Regions from separate parts of the Homo sapiens genome. Here region 2 is linked to region 1. Evidence: read pairs that join two places in POLR2A ChIA-PET (ENCODE). Cell type or tissue: Panc1. All regions are shown on one strand. Each heading gives the region's core, and the rest is flanking DNA. Links, peaks and the distances in the headings are about the cores only.

Region 1 (4,382 bases), core at 120-4,119:
CCAGCTTTTGGCTGACCACGTGCCCAGGCCCCTAGGTCTGGCTGTGGTACCCCCAGGAAATGTGGATCCACAGCCTGGGCAGGCTGTCTGAAGGGGTGCCCCCAGAAGGCTGCAGCAAGGTTGAGGAGAAGAGCCCTCCTTGCCAAGTCTGAGCTGCCTTGTGGAGCCCCCATTGGCTTGGGGCCCCAGATGCTCCTGACCAGGAGGCTGGGCCTCAGGAAGGAGAGGCCAGCCAGAACAGCTGAGGAGCCACTGGGTGGTTATTGCAGATCCTCCAGGTGATGACACCAGGCGCTGGTGGTGACAGCTCCTCACTGGCTGTGCCAGAGGCTACTCCAGCCGGGGTAGGGTGGGGGTCGGAGGGCAGCTTCTGTCCAAGCCCCTGTACTGGGGAGGCAGTGCCCTGGGTCAGGCCTGTTGCTCTGCTGCTCCAGGAGGAGGACAGGAGACTTGACAGTCCCCCTCCAGAAGCCAGGGATAACACTCGGCCTCCAAAGGTCTAGTCCAAACCAGGGTCCCTCTGAGGTCCAAAGAGAGTGCCCTGGTGTGGGGCTGGCAGGGGCCCTGCCGCCCCCTACCCGGGTTAGCAGCCGCCTTCCACCTTGATGTGCAGAATCTTAGAGAAGCCGGGCCTCCGTCGCAGAGCCTGCGGACCGAACCCTGGGTTAGTTCTCCCTCCGTGCCAGGCAGGTGGGGCCCTCCTGCCACACTCACCCAGGTCACCAGCCCCAGTCTAGGGATGCCACTTGGGGTCTTGGACAGCCTCAGAGCTGACCCCTCACCTGGAGTTTTGTCACCATGTCCTCAAACAGCTTCTGGGCCTCAGGGCTGCTGGGCTCTTTGAAATAATCCGCAATCCCAATCTGGACCACAATGGACTTGAGGTTCCGGCAGATGCCTGAGAAAAGGTGAGCAAAGTAGGGGCGTGTTTGGCCTGGGCTGTGGAGCTGCCTCCTCTCCTCTCACTAATTAATGAAATCAGACAATCAGGTGCCAGCTACCGGGAACACGACAGAGGAGAGCAGACTCATGCCACCTGGGGGCTGGCGACCGGATGCGGGGAGAGGTAGATGGGGCTGAGGCACAGGAGAGGCTGCATTGGCCTCTGGGAGGGTGAGTGGGCAGCCACCAGCTGTCCAAAGCCTCTAGGAACTTCCCTGACACAGGGGGCAGCTATACCATGGTCTGGGCATTTGGGGATGAATGGCAAGGAACAGAGTGGCTGAGGTGGGGCTCGTGGATCCAGGCTGAAGCACAAAGGAGGGGGAGGTGGGGCAAATACTTGGGGACAGAGGGCTTCAGGGACTGGATATGTCGTGAAGTCGGGGGAGGTAGAGGAAGATCAGGCGACTGAGAAGGGCCTGGAGGTCATGATTCTGGAGGCTGAGCAGTTAGTTCTGGTGGTAAAGTCCAGGGTATCCCATGTGGCTGAAGGGGGAGGAAGGTCTTGGAAAGAGGGTCAAGGCACCTTGGCGCAGTTGGCATGGGGTCCTCTCAGGAGCCAAAGGGTCCTGGCTGGTGGTCTCCTTGGGCAGGAGCAGCCCACACTGGGTGCCAGGTCCTCAGTGCAGGTGGAGTAGTGACTGAGAGTGGAGTGGGTGGTTTGAGAAAGGTGTGGAAGCCAAGGAGGTATGATCTGGAGTCCAGGGAGAGAGGAGTCTTCACCCTGAGAACTGTCCTTGGGGGGGCTTCCATATATCATCTCATTTAATCCTCTCACCCATCCTAGAAAGTCAGCTTAGAAGATGGGAATACAGGACTCAGAGAGGTATAGTAACTTGCCCAACATCACTCAGCTAATAAGTAGCAGAGCCAGACCTGGGACCTAGGTCAGTCAGGCTCTAGAACCAGTGCTCTTAACCTGTCCCCCTGCCTCTGCCCTTGGCTGGAGACTCTGATCCATCTGCCCCAGTGATAGTTAGGATACCTGCTGACAGGGCCCCGTGGCAGGTGATAGTCGTACCCTGCCCCTCATTCCCCCAGTGCTCACTGTTGAAGTGCAGTAGGGCCTTAGGGGTGACGGGAGTCGCCGTGAGCACCAGCATCTCCAGTCCCTTCAGGCCTTCCCGGCAGACCTCTGCTGCCACCTCCTGGGTGATCTCTGACACGTGGTCAAGCTCCAGGACCTGCAGCCGCATGCAGTTTCTCGCTAGGAAGAGGAAGAAGGGGGATCCTGCTGACACACTCCCCAGGTCACCCCTGCAGCCAGCACCCTGGCTACCACCCTGCCACCTGCCACCACCCAGGCTGCAGCCCCAAGCCCCTGTGGGATTTCACAAGGCAGCACTGCACCCATGCCTGCTTCCCACTACCCACCACCCCAGTCCAAGGAAAGACTCACCGAGTGATGCCAGGCCCTGCACCCCACAGCCGGCACCCCCGACCCCCAGGGCCCGCAGGTGGGGCCAACAGCGACCAATCATCTGCAGGCAGCGGTTACTGAAGCGTGTGGGCTGCTGGCTGGAGAATGGGAAGGGGGAGCCGTCAGGGAAGTCTCTGGATGCTTGATAACCCAGCATGCTCCTCCTGTGGGACCCCTCCCTGACTCAGGCAAGCATTCCTCCAACAACCCAGCAGGTCAAGTCAGAGAACCAGGATCATCCCTGACTCCTCTGCCCTCATCTCATCCACCAAGTCCTGCAGATTCTGATTCCCAAGCACTCTTTTTTTTTTTTTGAGACAGGGTCTCAATCTGTCACCCAGGCTGGAGTGCAGTGGTGCAATTTCGGCTCACTGCAACCTCTGCCTCCTGGGTTCAAGCAATTCTCCTGCCTCAGCCTCCCGAGTAGACAGGACTACAGGCATGCACTACCATGCCCGGCTCATTTTTTTGTACTTTTAGTAGAGACAGGATTTTACCATGTTGGCCAGGCTGGTCTCAAACTCCTGGCCTCAAGTGATCTGCTGCCTCGGCTTCCCAAAGTGCTGGGATTACAGGTGTGAGCCACTGCGCCCGGCCTTAAGTACTCTTGAACCCACAGTTCAGACCACCATTGGCATTCTCTGGGTTAGCACTAGTCTCCCTGCATCTCATCCTCCACACTGCAGATAGGGAGCCCCTCATTCCTACATCCACTCACTCTGCCATTCAGCAAGTGGTTATCAAGTCAACAACAACTGAGCTAGGCCCTGGGGGTACAGCGGTGACAACATAGACATGGTCTCTACCCTCAAAGAGTGGACAGTCTCTTTGGTGGCAGAAGTTGTGGGGGGCATAGAACATTAACAGTCTGATCTTAATCCCTTTCTTAAAATCTAAAATCCCGCCAAATAGCTTCCAATACTTTCTAGATAAAATGCAAAAAAACCTAAATTCCTTAGCAAGGCCCTTCCTGATTGCCCCAACTTTCCTTTCCATTCACACCAAATGCCATTTCCCTAAACATTTCAACCCTCAACATTTGCCCAGGCAACAAACATCTCTCTGGCATCTATTATGCATTTGGTACTAGGGATACAGAAATGGACATTCCTAGATTCTGCCTTGAGAACAACCCATCTGGTGGAGGAGATAGAAATATAAAGAAATTATTGCAAAGTAGGGCTGGGCGCGGTGGCTTATGCCTGTAATCCCAGCACTTTGGGAGGCCGAGGCGGGCAGATCACCTGAGGTCAGGAGTTTGAGATCAGGCTGGCCAACATGGTGAAAGCCCGTCTCTACTACAAATACAAAAATTAGCTGGGCATGGTGGCCCATGCCTGTAGTCCCAGCTACTTGGGAGGCTGAGGTAGGAGGATCGCCTGAACCTGGGAGGTGGAGGTTGCAGTAAGCTGAGATTGCACCACTGCACTCCAGCCTGGGCAACAGAGCAAGACTCTGTCTCAAAAACTAAATAAAAAAAAAAAAAGAAATTATTGCAAAGTAGATGACAGAGGGGTCAGGGCAACATGCAGTGGGGATTGAGGCAGGGGAGCAGTGACACACTCTACCCAGGGTGTTACAGAAGGCACACTGGATGACTGGGAGGAGCTGTCGCGTGGAGAGAGGCAAAATGTAGGGAGCAAAAGAGCCTGGTGTGTTAGAGGAACTCCAAACAGAGTGAGAAATGATTTCATAACCTGGATTCTCCAATGACCAGCTCTTTCATACACTGACCTCCCTGAACCACCTTTCATATGTCAAACAAAGCTGGTGGTTTTTAGCTGGTGTTTACTGAACAATTACTGTGGACCCTGCAGGCTTTGTGTACCTGATCTCATTTGGGCGAGCAACAGCCCTAAGGTCCATAGTTCCTAATACCACCTTTACTTTGCAGTTTGAGAAACTAAGACATGATTGAGATTGCCAAGGTGGCACTGCCAGTAAGCCAGGACATGACCCCAGGTCTGATTTTATTTATCTATTTATTTATTTATTTATTTATTAGACGGAGTTTCCATCT
Region 2 (4,382 bases), core at 311-4,310, 57 kb before region 1:
CCACCGCGCCCAGCCACATATGGTTTTAAGCTATTCAGATATTTCCTTTTATAAAGTGCCTAGTTCATGTACTAACCCATCTCAGTGGTCTTTTTAAAGTCTGTTGTAGGGCTGGGTGCGGTGGCTTACGCCTGTAATCCCAGCACTTTGGGAGGCCAAGGCGGGTGGATCACCTGAGGTCAGGAGTTCAAGACCAGCCTGGACAACATGGTGAAACCCCATCTCTACTAAAAATACAAAAAATTAGCTGGGCATGGTGGCGGGTGCCTGTAATCCCAGCTACTCAGGAGGCTGGGGCAGGAGAATCGCTTGAACCCAGGAGGCAGAGGTTGCAGTGAGCCGAGTGCCATTGCACTCCAGCCTGGGCAACAAGAGTGAAACTCCATCTCTAAATAAATAAATAAATGAATAAAAATAAAGTCTGTTATTCGTTTGGCTTTATTTTTGGTATACTTAACAAAAATTAGCTGGGTGTGGTGGCACATGCCTGTAATCCCAGCTACTGAAGCAGGAAAATCGCTGGAACCTGGGAGGCAAAGGTTGCAGTGAGCCAAGATTGTGCCACTGCACTCTAGCCTGGGCAACTCCATCTCAGAAAAAAAAAAAAAAAGGACTACTAAAAGAATGAAAAGGCAGGCCACAGAGTGACAGAGGTTATCTGCTTCTATGTATATTACAACGAAGGACTTGATTCCAAATTATCTATACATAAAACTCTTACAATAAGAAAAACATAGTGACCCAATACAAAAATAAGCAAACCAGTTGAACAGGCACTTCACACAAAAGAGGATATCCAAGTGGCTGATAAGCATGTAAAAAGATGCTCACAATGAACGGTCTTCAGGGAAATAAATGCAAATTAAAACCACATACCTAGGGGATTTGAAACAAGGCAGTTCTGTTAACCTCTCTTGCTGTATTTACTAATATGTAAATTGGAGATATTAATGCTTATGCTCAGGAATTTACAGTCTGAAGAAGGAATAAATGACACAACAGAAAACTGATAATTATGTATGGAAACACAGAATTATATACTAAAAGTCCAAGGTTAGAGACATAGTGGCCATATCTTTTACCCCTAAATCAACTCAAATCAAATCAAATCAAATCCTGAGCTCAAGCGATCCTCCCGCCTCGGCCTCCCACACAAGTACTGGGATGCCAGGCATGAGCCACTGCACCTGGCCAAAAAAAATATTAAAGAAAGAACGAAATTGGTAATCACAGCGCATCTCAAGGCAGGGAAACTAAAGGGCTGAGGCCAGATGGAAAATGTACTTATCACTGTGCTTATAAATAAAATATTTACATTTTAAAACAAACAAACAAAAAGTCCGCGCGGTCCTAGGTGAATCTGGCCGAGGCTTCTGCGTCAAGGACGGCGCGGGTCAGCTGAGGCCAAGACCGCAGGCACTGCCCTACCGCTCTCCAGATCACAGCTCCGCCTCTGCAAGGCCCCGGGGAAACGGGCATCCCTTCTTCAGTGAGCAAAGGAGAAAGACGGAGCCCGGTGGCTGGGTGTTTCGCCCAGGATCACCAGCGAGCTCAGAGTCCTCCCCACGACCGCCCCAGGGTGGGCATTTTTAAAAGCGGAGGAAGGGAGGGAACACACTCTTTGGTGCTGTGCCCACCTTGCCTCGCACAGAGCGGGCGCTCACAGGCTTTGGGGGCCCCGCCCGGACCGCAGTGGGGAGAGGCCGCCCCATGCCCCGCCCCGCCAAATTTAAGAGCCTTCGCCGAGCGCCAGGAGGTTCCCAGACAACCGGTCTTGCTCGCTGCCTTTTGCAGAATCTTCTCACTTCTCCCGAGCTCCCTTCCTTGCGTCCGTCCGGGCAACGGCCGCGTCATGCCTAGCCCCAGGCCGCGAGGCAGCCCGCCACCCGCTCCCTCGGGCTCTCGGGTCCGACCTCCGCGCTCTGGCCGCTCTCCGGCGCCCAGGTCCCCTACTGGCCCGAACACGCCCCGCGCTCCCGGACGCTTCGAGTCCCCTTTCTCGGTCGAGGCCATCCTGGCGAGGCCCGACCCCTGCGCGCCGGCGGCCTCCCAGCCGTCGGGCTCCGCCTGCGTCCACCCGGCCTTCTGGACCGCTGCTTCCCTGTGCGCCACCGGGGGTCTGCCCTGGGCTTGCCCGACATCGTGGCTGCCCGCCTACCTGAGCGTAGGTTTTTACCCTGTGCCAGGGCCGCGCGTGGCTCCCGTCTGCGGCCTGCTGGGCTTCGGCGTCACAGGTACTGCGGTCCCGGCGCCCGCACGCGGGGGACTGGGCGGGGGCTGGAGAGCCTAGGTCGCCACTGCCGGCGCCCCAGTGCAGGAGAGGGCACTGAGTGTGAGAATCACACACGGCTGGAGTGGGAAGGGGCTCTGCCACCGTTTACCTTGCAGTTGAAGCCGAGGACCGCGACAGTCTTGCTGAAAAAGACCCCGGCGCGAGGCTTCCCCCGCACGCTGCTGAGGTGGGAGAGGGTGGGTGTGAGGGCGGCGCAGCGCCTGAATGCGGTGGGCAGGAGGCCAGCGCTGGGGCTGCAAGGGGACCCAGCCCTGCTCCCGGTCTCCGCGTCCCTTGACTCCCTCGCACACCCCGGGGTAGCGCTTAGTGACAGAGACGCTTCCCAAAGCGGCTCTCGACCCGAACCAATGGCCCTGTTTTTTTTTTTTACGGGGTAGGGGGAAGTGGACGCTCCGGGCGGTGCTGTTGAGCGAGGAGCTGTTAGGAGCTGGTCAAGGCTCACACCCCACTACCGCCTCCACTGCTCACGTCTGTGAACTTGAGCTACACACTTCGCTCTGAGCCTGCGTGCATGCAATGCTCTTAAGTAGTGCTTAAGGGCCAGGCACTTAAATCTCATGAGAAAGTAATTGTAAGGTTGGGCGCGGTGGCTCACGCCTGTAATTTCAGCACTTTGGAAGACCGAGGCGGGTGGATCACCTGAAGTCAGGAGTTCAAGGCCAGCCTGGCCAACATGGTGAAACCACATCTTTACTTAAAAGACAAAAAATTGGCCGGGCGCGGTGGCTCACGCCTGTAATCCCAGCACTTTGGGAGGCCGAGACGGGCGGATCACGAGGTCAGGAGATCGAGACCATCCTGGCTAACACGGTGAAACCCCGTCTCTACTAAAAATACAAAAATTAGCCGGGCATGGTGGCGCGTGCCTGTAGTCCCAGCTACACAGGAGGCTGAGGCAGGAGAATGGCGTGAACCCGGGAGGCGGAGCTTGCAGTGAGTCGAGATCGCGCCACTGCACTCCAGCCTGGGCGACAGAGCGAAACTCCGTCTCAAAAAAAAAAAAAAAAAAAAAGACAAAAAATTAGGAGGGCGTGGTGGCGCGCGCTTGTAATCCCAGCTACTCAGGAGGCTAAAGCAGGAGAATCACTTGAACCCGGGAGGTTGAGGTTGCATTAAGCCGAGATTGCGCCACTGCACTCTAGCCTGGGCAACAGAGTGAGACTCCGTCTCAAACAAACAAATCAACAAAAAAAAGTAACTATAGAGGGAACTTTGCCTTCTAGCATTAAACATCCACCTACACGTGCTTTTGCCATTTTTGGTTGCCAGGTTCATGTTTCCCCATGTCCCCACGAAGAAAACAGGAGCAAAGTTAGTCCAAGCCTTATCAACCCATACAAAGATAGTTGTAACACAGTCTTGCCGGGTTCCTACTCCGTGGCACCCACCCCAATCCTGCATTTCCTCACCCCATTTCAGCAGTGCATTAACCCTTGGACTCGCAGCCCCATCTAAATTCAATACCACTGGATCTGGGAGCTGTGCCCATCACTCCCAGTCACCTTTCTCTGAGCTCTTCACACACCTGAGGTCTGAATTACAGTTTACTACTTCATGTTACAGTTGCCTCATTTTCAAGTTAGTTGTTTTCTTTTGTTCTGTTTTGTTTTGTTTTGAGACGGAGTCTCACTCTGTCTCCCAGGCTGGAGTGCAGTGGCGCTATCTCTGCTCACTACAACCTCCTCCTTCCGGTCTCAAGTGATTCTCCTGCCTTAGCCTCTGGAGTGGCTGGAATTACAAGCCCCAGCACCATGCCCGGCTAATTTTTTTTATTTTTTTATTTTTTTTTTTTGAGGCGGAGTCTTGCTCTGTCCTTAGGCTGGAGTGCAGTGGTGCAATCTCGGCTCACTGCAAGCTCCGCCTCCCGGGTTCACGCCATTCTCCTGCCTCAGCCTCCCGAGTAGCTGGTACTGCAGGCACATGCCGCCACACCTGGCTAATTTTTTGTATTTTTAGTAGAGACGGGGTTTCACCATGTTAGCCAGGATGGTCTTGATCTCCTGACCTCGTGATGTATTTCTTTTTCTGTGAACTACTGTTCTTGTATTTTGCCCATATGTATAGTTGGTTATTTAAAACAATCTATTTG

The links. Peaks named below come from ENCODE experiments on the same cell type or tissue, not always from the same donor. Only the 100,000 strongest peaks of a DNase experiment are listed, where the experiment ranks them.
Region 2: POLR2A ChIA-PET joins it to region 1 with 5 read pairs; 6 of 35 experiments call an interaction of 5 or more read pairs at or near these places.

What each region holds. Positions count from the first base shown.
Region 1 is chr2:73,258,399-73,262,780 of GRCh38, forward strand. It overlaps FBXO41 (F-box protein 41), which reads right to left. Exons shown (of 13, transcript NM_001371389.2): 10 at 2,342-2,460; 11 at 1,991-2,149; 12 at 783-898; 13 at 1-646. The coding sequence ends at 584. Among named protein-coding and RNA genes, the nearest start is that of FBXO41, 24 kb to the right of the region's middle. In Panc1, for the core only: CTCF peaks have their summits at 2,086 (motif pointing left) and 2,300; a DNase peak (open chromatin) is centred at 2,075.
Region 2 is chr2:73,200,815-73,205,196 of GRCh38, forward strand. NOTO (notochord homeobox) reads left to right here and starts at 1,760. Exons shown (of 3, transcript NM_001134462.2): 1 at 1,760-2,234. The coding sequence starts at 1,853. RefSeq lists an enhancer at 2,603-3,154. In Panc1, for the core only: no CTCF peak of the experiment used is centred there; no DNase peak of the experiment used is centred there; H3K4me3 peaks cover 850 bases.